Regions from separate parts of the Homo sapiens genome. Here region 1 is linked to region 2. The links are chromatin contacts, found by Hi-C or POLR2A ChIA-PET in ENCODE. All regions are on one chromosome and are shown on one strand. The core of a region is the stretch at or near the end of the contact, and the rest is flanking DNA. Distances in the headings are between cores, read along the strand shown. Region 1 overlaps BTBD9 (BTB domain containing 9). Region 2 overlaps BTBD9 (BTB domain containing 9).

What was found. Hi-C counts contacts between places; a loop is a spot of excess contacts on that map. ChIA-PET counts read pairs that join two places held with the same protein, here RNA polymerase II (POLR2A). Pooled maps may share reads with other maps.
Region 1: a map with no recorded cell type shows a loop between it and region 2 (7-fold over the local background). The contact joins two enhancer-like sites. A Hi-C loop is called at or near these places in 13 of 37 single-sample maps with no recorded cell type and 4 of 50 pooled maps. POLR2A ChIA-PET finds 5 or more read pairs at or near these places in 3 of 52 experiments (HEK293T, activated T-cell and naive thymus-derived CD8-positive, alpha-beta T cell).

What each region holds. Positions count from the first base shown.
Region 1 is chr6:38,356,643-38,359,603 of GRCh38, reverse strand. All of the region lies in intron 6 of BTBD9 (BTB domain containing 9), which reads left to right. Among named protein-coding and RNA genes, the nearest start is that of BTBD9-AS1, 120 kb to the left of the region's middle. Within about 2 kb of position 1,408, at least 2 of the 41 ENCODE cell types and tissues checked have a DNase peak (open chromatin) inside an H3K27ac peak, as active enhancers do.
Region 2 is chr6:38,306,548-38,309,484 of GRCh38, reverse strand. The region is part of intron 7 of BTBD9 (BTB domain containing 9); the gene reads left to right. Among named protein-coding and RNA genes, the nearest start is that of BTBD9-AS1, 170 kb to the left of the region's middle. Within about 2 kb of position 1,609, at least 2 of the 41 ENCODE cell types and tissues checked have a DNase peak (open chromatin) inside an H3K27ac peak, as active enhancers do.

The DNA.
Region 1 (2,961 bases), core at 159-2,658, 50 kb before region 2:
ACTGAGTTTTCTTTGGCTTCCTTTTCAGAGTTCAGCATTTTAAAGTTATTGAGGGATGCACTGTTTCTCTAGGCAGTAAGACATTTCTGCCATCATCATTTTGATTCAGTTCTATTGGGCTAGATGGCTTGTGCTTCTGACAGGGACTCCAGAAGACAAGCTGGGAGAACTCAGAATGACACAGTTGCCTTTCTGCTGAGAGTCAAGCACAGAATGGCCTTTTCATGCTCTCGTCTGTTAGACTGAAGAGTGTTAGGGTTGAGGAGAGTTTGTGTGGCAGGAGCGGCCCTGGAAGAAAAGGAAGGTGCTGTGTAGAATTTGAATGTTGCCCAGTTTCACATAGACCCTGGAATGGGAAATGGCTGTTGGTGGCGTAGGAGGAGCAACTATCCTGGTTTGCCTGAGACTGAGTGGTTTCCTAGGATAGGAGATGTTTAGTGCTAAAACCAGGACAGTTCCAGGCAAACCTGGATAGTTGGCCATCCTGCATGTTTAACTTAACTTTCCTTAGCTTAACAAAAAGGTCACAATCCGGCCGGGCGCGGTGGCTCACGCCTGTAATCCCAGCACTTTGGGAGGCCGAGGCGGGTGGATCATGAGGTCAGGAGATCGAGACCATCCTGGCTAACAAGGTGAAACCCCGTCTCTACTAAAAATACAAAAAATTAGCCGGGCGCGGTGGCGGGCGCCTGTAGTCCCAGCTACTCGGGAGGCTGAGGCAGGAGAATGGCGTGAACCCGGGAAGCGGAGCTTGCAGTGAGCCGAGATTGCGCCACTGCAGTCCGCAGTCCGGCCTGGGCGACAGAGCGAGACTCCGTCTCAAAAAAAAAAAAAGGTCACAATCCATTGAAATCATTTATTATTGTCTTTAAATCCTGTCTGAGTCATTGAATGACTCAGGAAAGCAAACAAACAAACAAAAAACAGAGGATTTCTTTGGCCTCCCTGGAGTAAGCAGTAAAATGGAATGGACCCTTGTTGAAAGCTCTCTTCCTACTCACCTGCATTTTGCTCACTACTCCTCTGAGTTAGAATCCTTGGCCACCCTGCTCCCCATACCTATGAGGTATTTATTTGTTTTTCCTTCCCCTCCCGTTTTGCTGCTGCGGCAGTAACTCCATGGATTAAAGAGGATGTACAGTATGTACTTTCTCCTACTTTGGCACTCTATTCCCGTAGCTCTGCTTAGATGCAGCTGGCTAAGCTGGGGCATCAGGAAGCCTACAGGGGATCCACAGCTGAATCTATCAGGTCTTCCTGAAGCAGCTGTTATCTGAAGCAACTGGGTTGTGCCAACAGAAGCAAAGGAAGGGTGCAGTGTGGATGTGCAGGAAGAACACCAGACAAGCCTGTCTCTGCTTGAGAGGATCTAAATCACCCCATCTGCATGTGGAATATAGTGATTGTTCTGGAGAGAGCGGGAAGGGGAGGAGATGGTGTTTTTCCACAGTTATCAAGATAAACAGAGCAGCCAGTGCTGTCTGTGCAGCTGTTTCAGTGTGAGGATGAGCTGAGTTATTTTATTTTTACTCAGTAGGAATTAACACACCCCCTCTTTCTTTTAGAGAGAGAGAGAGAAAGAGAGAGACCGGCTAACAAAATTACTCAATGATTTGAATCTTTCTGCAGAATGGTGATAATTTATGGGAATGTCTGGACATATCCTTGTTTGGAATTTAATTAGTGAAAAAACAAGTTCAGAAGATAAAATAGCTAAGTAATCTAAGATAGCCATTTGAAGACCTGGTAGAAGGAATGGGATAAGGAGGGGGATGGAGGAGCAGCAACAAGGTGAAATTTTATTTTAAGACAAGAAGGAATAAAGAGTTGTAGCCCTCAGGCTGAAGATGGGAAAGGAAATGAAGAGAAATGGTTATCGTCTCCTGTATTGTTGTCCTAGTACCAGACAGTCTCAGTGGTTGTACCCAAGTGATAGCAGCCTGGAAAGGCCAAGATCTCAGACTCAGTAAGTCCAGCAAAGACCTCTGCTCAAATTTTTATTTTTACAGGAATAACCAAAGGGATGGGGAGAGTGGAGCAGAGAGCCTGAATAATCCATTTTGTTCTTGTGAAAAATAGTTAAGGTTTCAGGTTATGATGGCAGATTCTTACTCCCTTCAGAACACATCAATTCTCACTCCCTTCTGAACAAAACTCCACTAAAATAACAGTAAAGAGATTTTCTTTTAGGTGTAAACCCACAAGGATAAAGAAAATGGGAAGAGGAGGCAAAGATGTGGAAGAGAAAGATGTAAAGCAGATGAACAAGTGGTAAATGACTTAACAGGCCCCCAAAACACTGAATCCTAAGCTACTGAATTCTCAAAGGCTTAGGAATTAAAGGCACCAGGTACCTCTGAAACTGTGATGAATGAAGTGGGTAGGGAAGGGCTACTGTGAGGAAGATTGGTTAACTACATGTTTATGAAACAATCAAGAGCTCTAGATCCTCTCCCCTATTTCTAGAACTCTGACCGTTTCTCCCTCATCCTGATGGAAAATTGGAAATTTATTCTCTGAGGTGGATAAAACAGAGTGTCTCTAAAACAGGAGAGACAACGTGCACAATTGAGAAAGGTCATACCATAGGAGGATTCAGTGGTCATTTGTTGAGACCCTACCTCTCAGTAACTCAGTAACACCTCCAACACACATAACCACCCTCCCCAGCACCCCCATCCACAAACACATTCTTCTATCCTGTTTCACCACTTAGCTTCTAGAACTCTGGTAGTCAGGCCCATGTCTTCCATGCAAGGGTTAGAAACATCTTCCTAGGATAATCTGATCATCTTGAGAGGGAAGAGCTAAAGAATCTAAAAGTAGGGTTTTCCTAACAGTGAACCCATTTAGGTAATCCTAACATGAAGCTAAAAGTCTATGAGCCTCACTATATTCTTAGAATCTTTATTGCATTTCTAGTTTCCCTCCTGACAACCAGACATGTGAGGAAACTAATCT
Region 2 (2,937 bases), core at 360-2,859:
GCCGAGATCACATCAGCCTGGCAACAGAGAGAGATTCCATCTCAAAAAAAAAAAGTATTAAATAAACCACCACTTTTTCGTGGTTTTTTTGTTTGTTTGTTTGTTTGTTTATTTGGGAGATGGAATCTCACTCCGTCACCAAGGCCAGAGTGCAATGGTATGATCTCGGCTCACTGCAACCTCTGCCTCCTGGGTTAAGCAATTCTCCTGCCTCAGCCTTCCAAGTAGCTGGGATTATAGGCGCCCACCACCACGCCCAGCTAATTTTTGTATTTTTAGTAGAGACAGGGTTTCACCATGTTGGCCAGGCTGGTCTCGAACTCCTGACCTCAGGTGATCCACCTGCTTCAGCCTCCCAAAGTGCTGGGATTACAGGCATGAGCCACTGCACCTGGCCTTTTTGTGGGCTTTTTAAACAACCTTTTGCATGTCTTTTGTTCTCTGTTCAATGTGAATGAGAAATATTCCCCAAGCTGTGGTGACATCTCTGACTTGAGTCACAAACCTGTTGTGACCTGACGACCCTTTAAACTCGTAGTGTGGTACAAAAATAACTCTGTTGGCCCAGGCGCAGTGGCTCAGGCCTGTAATCCCAGCACTTTGGGGGGCTGAGGCAAGAGAAATGCTTGAGCTCAGGAGTTTGAGACCAGCCTGGGCAATATAGCAAAATCCCATCTCTACAAAAAATACAAAAAATAAATAAATAAATAAATAAGCCAGGCTTGGTGGCACATACCTGTAGTCCCAGCTACTCCAGAGGCTGAGGTGGGAGGATCACCTCATCCTGTGAGAGGTCGAGGCTGCAGTGAGCCGTGATCATGCCACTGCACTCCCGCCTGGGCAACAGAGTGAGACCCTGCTTCAAAAAAACAGAAACAAAACAAAACTCTGTTGATTTTAAGTAGCAATCCTGCAACAATTTGAACATCTTTTAGGGAAGAAGGAAAAATAAATTCATGTGAAACTTATGATACTACTCACAGAAAAAGATGCCCTTTATATTAAAACTTCTTAATTTTTTGAGAAATCATTTTGAAAACTTGCAAAACCAGTTTAAGTGACTATTTGTATGTTGGTTATTCCTTCTCCTGTGTTTGTATAAATCACGTTATGTTTACAGTGCAGATGTAAAGTCTCTTCCCTGACAAGTTATGTCCGGAGGAAAGAAAAAAATAGAGATATTGCCTGTTAGTTCAAACACAGAATTGGATGGTTGGTTTATCTTTTTTCTTTATACCTGGAAATGCCTCTGTCCTCAATTTCAAGGCCTCACCTTCAGAGTGAATCCCTCTTTGATATACTGCAGTGGTTATTACTGCTAACATCTGATGCTTGATTCTTTAAGGCCTTTGAATTGATTTTCTCAGCTAAAACCTCTAGCATTTAAACTACAGGATTGTCAAACTGCACATAAGAGAGTAAACCATACAGTTATTTTTGGAAAGTGCTTTCATTCAAAGGCCCCAGTGTGAGGAGAGAGAGAAAATTCACTGATCCTGGTGAACTTGTATGTTTGAGATCTACTGTTGCCACATCACCTCACTTCTGTCCCTGGGGATAACCATCTCTGATTTCTTATCTTCTAGAAAGCAGGCCACTTCCTCTGAAGTGTTTAGAGCTATAGCTTCATAAAATTTGCATGTGTTTGAGGGGCAAAAGGTGGAGGGGAACACATCTGAAGTTTAGGGAAGTTTTAACCTCTTCTTATCACTGGCTAAAATGGACTCAGCATGATTTTTGGAGCCCTTATAATCTTAAGATAAGATGTGATTTGGGCAACCTTGCTAATGTAAAAATTGGAGCTAGAACAGGAAAGATCAGAATACTGGATTAATGCTAATTAAACAGACAAAATAGCAAAGAAAGAAGGAAAAATCGATTAGGGGAAAGGGGCTCCAGTTTTCAAAAGGCATAGCCTGTTTTCCACCCATGGGCTTCACCCACAGGTATGGAGAGGTGGTCAGGACTGAATTCTCTGGAAGTGTGTTCAGAAGCAGCCTTCTCACAGAAGCAGGTGGGGGAAACTTTGGGAAAGGAAAAGCTTAAAAATTGTATGCTATATATAACCCATGGTTTTTCTTTGGTGATGTAATATATGATTGAAAAGTGATTTTCTTAACCTGATAGATAAAACTAGGCATTAATATAACTAAGTGCCTGTGTTGTAGAATACATTTTTACAGCTTTTTGATAGTTTCCAAGAAAGATGGGCTTGTTCTCTAATTAGCTATTGTTCTTTTACAGCTGTTAAGACAGAACAGCTGTGGATATTTTTTCCTCTTGAATAATTTGACAGAAGGTTGGATTACAGTTGGGTTAGAAGCTTGCCTGATCAGCAACAAATTCCTGTGTAGGCCTGGGGCTAGGCCACTGGTGTGTTTCCTCCTTTAAAAAAAGAAGTGATAGGTCTGTGGGAAGACCTCTAGGTAGGACCTTAAGCTAATAGTTATCTTCTTAAACAGGAAATCTTTGTATCTCTATGAAAATCTTGGCAATAGAGAATGATCTACTCAGAGATTATTAACCATTTGCTTGCTGCATGAACCACTGTGCTGTTAGAAAACAATTTTGTAATGAAAACAGCCAGGGAAACATTGAATAAAGCCCAGCAGAGCACAGTGTTTGAAGATGACAGTCCTCTGTAACTGCTAAGTGTTATTTCCTTTTACAAAATCTGCTTCAAGTGGGTCTTTTTCCTCCACCTCTCAAAAGTGATCTCTGGAGACAGTTAAATAACATGTCAGTCTTATCTTTAAATATAGCTGGTACAGGTGGCCCTCAGGTCATGTCCTACTGAAGTAATACTGCCTTTTAAAAAATTTATTACTCCTGAATTAAATTTAGAGGCAAGTCGTTGGCCACCCCTGGTGCTTTGTAAGAACAGAGAGCAGTAAAATTGTTTTCAGATCACTTTTTCTGCAGTTCCCTGCAGTCTGA